Regions from separate parts of the Homo sapiens genome. Here region 1 is linked to region 2. The links are chromatin loops, found by intact Hi-C in ENCODE. Cell type or tissue: PC-9. All regions are shown on one strand.

Region 1 (5,000 bases), 160 kb before region 2:
TTATTAGTCTTGCTAGCGGTCTATCAATTTTTTTGATCCTTTCAAAAAACCAGCTCCTGGATTCATTAATTTTTTGAAGGGTTTTTTGTCTCTATTGCCCTCAGTTCTGCTCTGATTTTAGTTATTTCTTGCCTTCTGCTAGCTTTTCAATGTGTTTGCTCTTGCTTTTCTAGTTCTTTTAATTGTGATGTTAGGGTGTCAATTTTGGATCTTTCCTGCTTCCTCTTGTGGGCATTTAGTGCTATAAATTTCCCTCTACACACTGCTTTGAATGTGTCCCAGAGATTCTGGTATGTTGTGTCTTTATTCTCATTGGTTTCAAACAACATCTTTATTTCTGCCTTCATTTCATTATGTACCCAGTAATCATTCAGGAGCAGGTTGTTCTGTTTCCATGTAGTTGAGCGGTTTTGAGTGAGTTTCTTAATCCTGAGTTCTAGTTTGATTGCACTTTGGTCTGAAAGACAGTTTGTTATAATTTCTGTTCTTTTACATTTGCTGAGGAGAGCTTTACTTCCAACTATGTGGTCATTTTTGGAATAAGTGTGGTGTGGTGCTGAAAAAAATGTATACTGTTGATTTGGGGTGGAGAGTTCTGTAGATGTCTATTAGGTCCGCTTGGTGCAGAGCTGAGTTCAATTCCTGGGTATCCTTGCTGACTTTCTGTCTCGTAGATCTGTCTAATGTTGACAGTGGGGTGTTAAAGTCTCCCATTATTATTGTGTGGGAGTCTAAGTCTCTTTGTAGGTCACTCAGGACTTGCTTTATGAAACTGGGTGCTCCTGTATTGGGTGCATGTATATTTAGGATAGTTAGCTCTTCTTGTTGAGTTGATCCCTTTACCATTATGTAATGGCCTGCTTTGTCTCTTTTGATCTTTGTTGGTTTAAAGTCTATCAGAGACTAGGATTTCAACCCGCCTTTTTTTGTTTTCCATTTGATTGATAGATCTTCCTCCATCCTTTTATTTTGAGCCTATGTGTGTCTCTGCACGTGAGATGGGTTTCCCGAATACAGCACACTGATGGGTCTTGACTCTTTATCCAATTTGCCAGTCTGTGTCTTTTAATTGGAGCATTTAGTCCATTTACATTTAAAGTTAATATTGTTATGTGTGAATTTGATCCTGTCATTATGATGTTAGCTGGTGATTTTGCTCATTAGTTGATGCAGTTTCTTCCTAGTCTTGATGGACTTTACATTTTGGCATGATTTTCCAGTGGCTGGTACCAGTTGTTCCTTTCCATGTTTAGTGCTTCCTTCAGGAGCTCTTTTAGGGCAGGCCTGGTGGTAACAAAATCTCTCACCATTTGCTTGTCTGTGAAGTATTTTATTTCTCCTTCACTTATGAAGCTTAGTTTGGCTGGATATGAAATTCTGGGGTGTAAATTCTTTTCTTTAAGAATGTTGAATATTGGCCCCCACCCTCTTCTGGCTTGTAGAGTTTCTGCCGAGAGATCAGCTATGAGTCTGACGGGCTTCCCTTTGTGGGTAACCTGAGCTTTCTCTCTGGCTGCCCTTAACATTTTTTCCTTCATTTCAACTTTGGTGAATCTGACAATTATGTGTCTTGGAGTTGCTCCTCCCGAGGAGTATCTTTGTGGCGTTCTCTGTATTTCCTGAATCTGAATGTTGGCCTGCCTTGCTAGATTGGGGAAGTTCTCCTGGATAATATCCTGCTGAGTGTTTTCCAACTTGGTTCCATTCTCCCCGTCACTTTCAGGTACACCAATCAGATGTAGATTTGGTCTTTTCACATAGTCCCATATTTCTTGGAGGCTTTGTTAGTTTCTTTTTATTCTTTTTTCTCTAAACTTCCCTTCCTGCTTCATTTCATTTATTTCATCTTCCACCACTGATACCCTTTCTTCCAGTTGACCGCATCGGCTCCTGAGGCTTCTGCATTCTTCACGTAGTTCTCGAGCCTTGGCTTTCAGCTCCATCAGCTCCTTTAAGCACTTCTCTGTATTGGTTATTCTAGTTATATATTCGTCTAAATTTTTTTCAAAGTTTTCAACTTCTTTGTCTTTGGTTCAAATTTCCTCCTGTAGCTTGCAGTAGTTTGATTGTCTGAAGCCTTCTCTCAACTCATCAAAGTCATTCTCCATCCAACTTTGTTCCGTTGCTGGTGAGGAACTGCGTTCCTTTGGAGGAGGAACTCTGCTTTTTAGAGTTTTCAGTTTTTCTGCTCTGTTTTTTCCCCATCTTTGTGGTTTTATCTACCTCTGGTCTTTGATGATGGTGATGTACAGAAGGGTTTTGGGTGTGGATGTCCTTTCTGTTTGTTAGTTTTCCTTCTAACAGACAGGACCCTCAGCTGCAGGTCTGTTGGGGTTTGCTAGAGGTCCACTCCAGACCTTCTTTGCCTGGGTGTCAGCAGCGGTGTCTACAGAACAGCGGATTTTCATGAACCACAAATGCTGCTGTCTGATTGTTCCTCTGGAAGTTTTGTCCCAGAGGAGTACCTGGCCATGTGAGGTGTCAGTCTGCCCCTACTGGGGGGTGCCTCCCAGTTAGGCTGCTCAGGGGTCAGGGGTCAGGGACCCACTTGAGGAGGCAGTCTGCCCGTTCTCAGATCTCCAGCTGCATGCTGGGAGAACCACTGCTCTCCTCAAAGCTGTCAGACAGGGACATTTAAGTCTGCAGAGGTTACTGCTGTCTTTTTATTTGTCTGTGCCCTGCCCCCAGAGGTGGAGCCTAGAGAGGCCGGCAGGCCTCCTTGAGCTGTGGTGGGCTCCATCCAGTTCGAGCTTACTGGCTGCTTTGTTTACCTAAGCAAGCCTGGGCAATGGCGGGCGCCCCTCCCCCAGCCTCGCTGCTGCCTTGTAGTTTGATCTCAGACTGCTGTGCTAGCAATCAGTGAGACTCTGTGGTCGTAGGACCCTCCGAGCCAGGTGCGGGATACAATCTCCTGGTGTGCCGTTTCCTAAGCCCATTGGAAAAGTGCAGTATTCGGGTGGGAGTGACCCGATTTTCCAGGTGCCGTCTGTCACCCCTTTCCTTGACCAGGAAAGGGAACTCCCTGACCCCTTGCGCTTCCAGAGTGAGGCAATGTGTCGCCCTGCTTTGGCTCACGCACAGTGCACTGCACCCACTGACCTGCGCCCACTGTCTGGCACTCCCTAGTGAGATGAACCCGGTACCTCAGATGGAAATGCAGAAATCACCCGTCTTCTGCATTGCTCACGCTGGGAGCTGTAGACCGGAGCTGTTCCTGTTCGGCCATCTTGGCTCCTCCCTCTGCAAAATCAGTTTTTATAAACAAAGTTTTTGAACATAATAAGCCAACACATAAAAAATAATATACATAGTTGTTGCAGGTTAATCATGTGATTAAAAGTAATTTTGACAATGTTATTCATGAATTATCTTCACTGACTTCATAAACAAATTTTATTGTAAAAGCATAATCACGCATTCATGATTCACTGAGAATCACACAGACATTATTATTATGACACATGAATCAGAAGATATGCAAGTCCAAAGAATTCTCCGGTGCATTCCATAGGCCAGCAAAAACATGACTTTGCCAGCTTCTCTTACAATTTGTGAATCATACTTTTGAATGCCAATAAATCTCAACCTATTAGATGCTTTTGGGAATTAATAAAACTTTAAGCTTACTAAACTGTCTCATTATAGGCAGTTTATAGTGAGACTCACCTGACATTTACTTAAAATGGCTATTTCCCTATGTTTTCTAAAAATGGCTATTTCCCTGAAAGTTGATTGTTTTATTTTTATTATTATTATACTTTAAGTTTTAGGGTACATGTGCACAATGTGCAGGTTAGTTACATATGTATACATATTTATCATTCACTTGTTGCAGATGCTACTGCTGTGTCTATGGCAGACTATCCATAATGTACTTAAATTCTCTCTGCAGGCTAAATGTATGACCAGAGAGTATTTTCTGCCTGTTGTCCTGGGGAAATCATAAATAGCACCTTCTTTCACTTTCAGTGGTTGGATGATAAATTTTATGGCCACCCTCCCAATTTATAAGTAAAATTACAAAAAAAAAAAAAAGAAAGAAAGAGTGCTAAGGCAAATAAATGTGTCTTTATTCCCCAGCACCACTATAGGGATACAAGAGTGGCAAAGCATGGGTTCTATAAAAATTCCGTGGAATTTATGATATAACTGACCAGTTGAAAGGAATAAAATTGATATTAAAAAATACAGATTATAGATAATAGCCTCATTTTCTAAGAAGCATGTAATTTGCAGGCCAAAGCTGTTCAACATAGTGGTTAATCCTAGGTTCTTCAGGAGGACTCCGTGAATGTGAATCTCAGCTCTAAACACTTACAGGCAGGGTGACTTTAGACAGCTTACCTAATCTCTCTAAGCTGGAGTTTCCTCATCTATAAAAAAGTAGATATTAACTGTTTTTATAGCATAGGACCATTGTGTGGATTAAATGAACACAACATGTCAAAGCATTTTGCACAGTGCCCATCATGTGCCATGCACTCAATGTCAGTTATTATTATCCTTAGTGAAGCAGAATTCAATTGGTAACAGGGCATGTAACTGACCTTCTGGATACAGTGCAGATACATTCCTAAGTATCATTTGAAAGAAGGGCCCATAGTTCCATTTTCTTTTTCTCAATACTAGAGTAGGATAAATTCATGGTTAATTAATAAAAATCAAAATAGACATTACATAAATCTGTATAACTTAAGAGTCTAAAATAACTGAGTCATTCTTCTATTTTTCATTCATTATTTATTCAGAATATAATACAAGTAGGTCACTTTGCCTTTAATTAATACTGCAACACATACTTGAACTTATTTCCACCTGTAGATGAACAATACTAATGAGGAATAAGTCCCCAATTCTTTGCATAAATTTGTTCAATTAGACAAAATGAAAGAAATGCTTTCAGTAATCAAAACTAAACTGTGAAACTGTGAAAATAATTCTACCTTTTAAGATGAAATTTTGAATTGGATCTGAGATATTCTGAAGTATACTGGCAGGGG
Region 2 (5,000 bases):
ACCAAAACTAAAATAAGGACTTTTATACCGTTTCTTATCATGGCACTCTGTTCCATCACTTCTCACAATCTGCAGTAATATATTTTTATTTGCTTATTTGTGTGTTGTTTTGTTCCCCCACCAACTTGTGCTGCATGAGAGCAGAGATTATATTCAACCTGTTTTCCAAGGAATCTCCAGCACATTGCACAGTGCAAGGTTCACAATGAGTGTTGAATAGATATTTGTCATTGAATGAATTAATATCTTAATTCTCTATGAGTTATTAAATTGAAGGGTGAATAGGTTTAGAACAATCATTCCCTATAGTTCTTTTGTAGTTTTTCACAACTATGAGTAATTCACAAATGCAGATAACCTTGTAATTCCTTCTTACTTTCTTGTTCATCAGGAGATTCTTGTAGTAGAAGAGGCTTCATAAGCCTTCCTAGATAAATGTATGCAAAAATGGATATTCCAAGGAGCCATACAGATTTGTCCTTGACTTTTTTGGAACTCCATATCAATGTTGAAACTTTTTAGAAGTTTACAACTTTGGGAACTACCCTAGAGGGATTTTTGGAATAACAAGGTTAGCCTACGTGTACTGGGCTATTACCGGGCTCATTGGGAGACTAGGCAGATTCCATAAGGAAGAAAGCATGCCCAGGAGAAGACAATGAGGAGTGGTGGGTAGCCTGGTGAGCACCAACACAAGTGTTGTCATGCAGAAATGCAGGATCAATTTTTCCTAATCTTTGAATGTGAGAATGAATAAATGAATAAAGATCTTGGTTTACACTTAGTAATCATATAAATACTGGCAACTTATTTAATCTGTATGTATCTTAGTTTCTTTTTCTTTAATGTGTCATTAGTAATATTTAATTTATAAGCTGTTTTCTGGATTAAAGAAAATGCTGGTAGAATGCCTGATATATATTAGAAGCTTTATCTTGTTGTTTGTTACATTTCAAAATTCTTCAGCTTATATGCGTTAGAAAACAAGCATTTTCTAAACATACTGTATTCCATTCTCTATTCAAAGTACATACTTAACAAATACTCACTGCTAGCAATAAAAGCTTAATGTGGTGGCAAAAAAATAAGGAGCAATTATATAACCTAGAGGCTGCAGCAACAAATAAAAGAAAAATCTAAGAGAAAGAAAGAAGGAAACAAAGAAACAAAGGAGGAGAAGGAAGGAGGGAAGGAAGGAAGGAAGGAAGGAGAAAGAAGGAAAGAAAAAAGGAGGAAGGAAGGAAGGAAAGAAGGAAGGAAGGAGGGAAGGAAGGAAGGAAAGAAGGAAGGAAGGAAGAAAAGAAAGAAAGAGAAAGAAAGAAAGAAAGAAAAAGAAAGAAAGAAAAAAGAAAGAAAGAAAGAGAAAGAAAGAAAGGAAGAAAGAAAGAAAGGAAGGAAGGAAGAAAGGAAGGAAAAGAAAGAAAGAGAGAGAGTCCGGGCATGGTGGCTCATGCCTGTAATCCCAGTACTTTGGGAGGCCGAGGCGGGTGGATCATGAGGTCAGGAGTTCAAGACCAGCTTGTCTAAGATGGTGAAACTCCTTCTCTACTTAAAAACTACAAAAATTAGCCAGGCATTGTGGCAGGCACCTGTAATCCCAGCTACTCGGGAGTCTGAGGCAGGAGAATTGCTTGAACCCGGGAAGCAGAGGTTGCAGACAGCCGAGACTGCGCCACTGCACTCCAGCCTGAGTGACAGAGAGAGACTCTGAAAAAAAAAAAAGAAAGAAGGAAAGAAGGAAGGAAGGGAGGGAGGAAGGAAGGAAGGAAAGGAAGGAAAGGGAGGAAAGGAAGGAAGGAAGGAAAAGAAAAGAAAAGAAGAAAAGAAAAGAAGAGAAGAAAAGAAAGGGAGAGGAAGGAAGGGAGGGAAGGAAGAAAGGAAGGAAGGAAAGAGGAAGAAAATGAGACATATAATAATTCAAAGAAAAAATACTTTTGTGACACAGTCAATAGAGCAGATATTCACACACACTTAAAAAATAATTATTTTAAGATATTAAACATTCTCCAAAGAATAACAAGGTTATATAATTCGTGCTTGATAAAAAACGAAGACTGGCCCTCTCCCTCTCCCTCCCCATCCCCCTCCCCCTCTCCCTCTCCCTCTCGCTCTCGCTCTCCGTCTCCCTCTTTCTACGGTCTCCCTCTCTTGCGGAGCCTGGACTGTACTGACATGATCTCGGCTGGCTGCAACCTCCCTGCCTCGGGCTCCGGTGATTCTCCTGCCTCGGCCTGCCGAGTGCCTGGGATCCCCTGGAGCAATACTACTGATATATTTCTATAGGATGCCTTGTTAAGTGCTTACTGCTTTTAGAAAAGGTACCTGAGCTGATGCCCAAGATTACATTAAGAGTGGAAAGGTATTAATGCCCCTTAAAAACATTTTTTACAGCCTAGCAGGAAGAAAAATCACTTTACTCCCATATTACGCTTTATGTATTGCTATTGTCATTGCTAATTACAGTATCCCAATAAAACATTTGTTTATGAACTCCCTTCAGTTTAGTTTCATCTGTTAGTAAGATTTATTTTCCTCTTGCAGTAAAATTTCTTTCTTCACATTAAAATTTTATATAATTTGATTAGATAAAGGATATGGATGGATAATCAAAATAAATAATGGCAGAGAGACTGGTCAAGTTAATGCCTTATTTGCTTTATTTTATTCTGTTTTGACATAAAAAATCAAGCTCTTTTTTCTTTCTAAAATTAAGAAAAGCTTAAGAGGTCTAAATCTAGTTTAGCCAGACACATCCACTTATATCTTTAACAATTTTGAATGTGTTTTGACAGATATTTCTTCTTTCTTCACCATGTAGATTATAATTTACAGTTTCGTTTCACAGCAGTTAAATATTACAGTCATTTTCAAGGAGTGAAAAAATTATCATAAACTAGCTACCTTTACACTGTCATACATGAATCATTTAGAAAATTTAAGGAATTTATCCAACTGCATTTCTCATAAAACACGCCTAGAAAATTGATTTAGCTAAGTAAAACAAAAGAAAAATAATTAAATAAAGCATGCTATGAAATACCATTGTGACTAGGCAATTTGAGGAAAACTTATTAAATCAAATTTTGTTTAAACACAACTTCTTATTTATGTATTTATTTATTTATAGACAGGGTCTCACTGTGTCACCCACACGGGAGTGTAGTGACGCAATCATGGCTCACTGCAGCCTCATGCCCCTGGGCTCAAGCAATCCTCCCACCTTAGCTTCCAGAATAGCTGAGACTACAGGCACCATCACGCCCGGCTACAAATGCATCTTCTTACATAACATTTTCCAGCATTCTACATATATAATCTGAATTAAAGACAAAGTAGATTATTCACATAGAAGCAAAAAAAAAATGCTGTAGTCTGTTAACAGTTGATTATCAATGCTTGCAAATCATTAAAAAGCTGTATTTCATTTTCTCATTAAGATTTAGAATTATTGTCCGAAATATGACTGGTTAGTATTTTTAAAAGGTAAAATCAAATAACTACTTTAATGTTACATTGTAGTTATTGAAATAGCATAACCTGTGTTTTTTTTATATTATCAAATGTATTTTGTCGTATTTTCAAAGACAGAGGAGGAAGTGGGGGTGTGGAGGGTGAGGTGGAAGAAGGAAGACGGAGGAGAGGAAGAACAGAAAATAGAAAAGTGACTGGCGATTTCATATAAATTTTTAAGTTGTATTATAGAACTTTTTAAATTGCTCAGCCTTCTGTCTTACAATGAATATAATCATAACTGTAGCAGAATGATAGCTCTGTAATTCATACACAAGACAGGGATGCCATACTTCACCTAATCCAAATTGTTTTGAAAGACCAGATCTTGCAGTGATTTGCAAATGCGGAAAATACAATTTTGCTGTTGGCCTTTCCCTTTGCTATACTCTTCAATAGCTAAACTTCTGGTTGGCACTCAAAAATAAAAAAAATGCATATATACTGAATGCAAATAAGAGTGCCTTTGAATTTGGAACAAAGAAATAGTCCTAACGTTGTGACTGACTACTCAATTTTGGCCTTTATTCTCAAGTAAGCATTTGAGACACTTTGCAATCTCAACATATTAATAAATAGGTTGAAGCAACATATTTTAAAATAGTTTGACATTTCTAACTATCTGAGTTGTAGCTTTAGGCTTTAGCACAAATTACTTAAAACATTGAAGTGATCTCTGCTTGTTTTCTAATACACTGTCCAGAGTGATTGTTTAAAACTATACATCTTATTTTACTTCTCAATTTAAATTATCTAATAATTTTCCAAGGCAGGATCTCAGCTCACTGCAGCGTCTGCCCCCTGGGCTCAAGCAATCCTCCTACCTCACCCTCCAATTAGCAGGAACCACAGGCACGCAGCACCACGCCCAGCTAATTATTGTATTTTTTGTGGAGATGGGGTTTTGCCATATTGGCCAGGCTGGTCTTGAACCCCTGAGCTCAAGCAATCTGCCCATATTGGCCTCCCAAAGTACTAGGATTATAGGTGTGAGCCACAGTGCACAGCACAAATTTCTTATCATTATCTTAACGGAGCCTGCAAGAAAGCTCCAGGTGCATTGTTCTCTCTTGTCCCCTTATGCCAGCCACAGTGACCATCTTCCAGTTCTTCTAAAGTTCCAGGATAACTTGGGCTTCAGCATCTTGGAATTCTCTGCTCTTTGCAGATGTGTCTCCACCCCCTTTCTAGCTAACTCCTTATTCACCTGTTAGCCCAAACTTCACTCCCTTAGGGAAGGATACTCTGGACACCCAGATTAAATCAATTCCTTCTGTCACATACTCAATGAGGTCCCCATATTTTCTGTCATACCATTTACCATAGCTTAACTTGAGTGAGGACAGATTAATTACCAGTTACACATCACACTGTAAGATTCATGAGTATAGGCATGATATCAGTATTATTCACCATTTTACCCTCACAACCTAGCACTGTACTTAGGATATAGTAAGTGCTCAAGAAATATTTTTGACTGAATGAATAGA

What was found. Hi-C counts contacts between places; a loop is a spot of excess contacts. Peaks named below come from ENCODE experiments on the same cell type or tissue, not always from the same donor. Only the 100,000 strongest peaks of a DNase experiment are listed, where the experiment ranks them.
Region 1: it touches region 2 in a loop (8-fold over the local background); 1 of 110 quality-filtered maps calls a loop at or near these places.

What each region holds. Positions count from the first base shown.
Region 1 is chr1:121,572,531-121,577,530 of GRCh38, reverse strand. No RefSeq gene overlaps it. Among named protein-coding and RNA genes, the nearest start is that of SRGAP2-AS1, 180 kb to the right of the region's middle. In PC-9, no CTCF peak of the experiment used is centred here; no DNase peak of the experiment used is centred here.
Region 2 is chr1:121,415,670-121,420,669 of GRCh38, reverse strand. The region is part of intron 1 of LINC02798 (long intergenic non-protein coding RNA 2798); the gene reads right to left. Among named protein-coding and RNA genes, the nearest start is that of SRGAP2-AS1, 20 kb to the right of the region's middle. RefSeq lists an enhancer at 382-883. In PC-9, no CTCF peak of the experiment used is centred here; DNase peaks (open chromatin) are centred at 2,929 and 3,209; H3K27ac peaks cover 774 bases.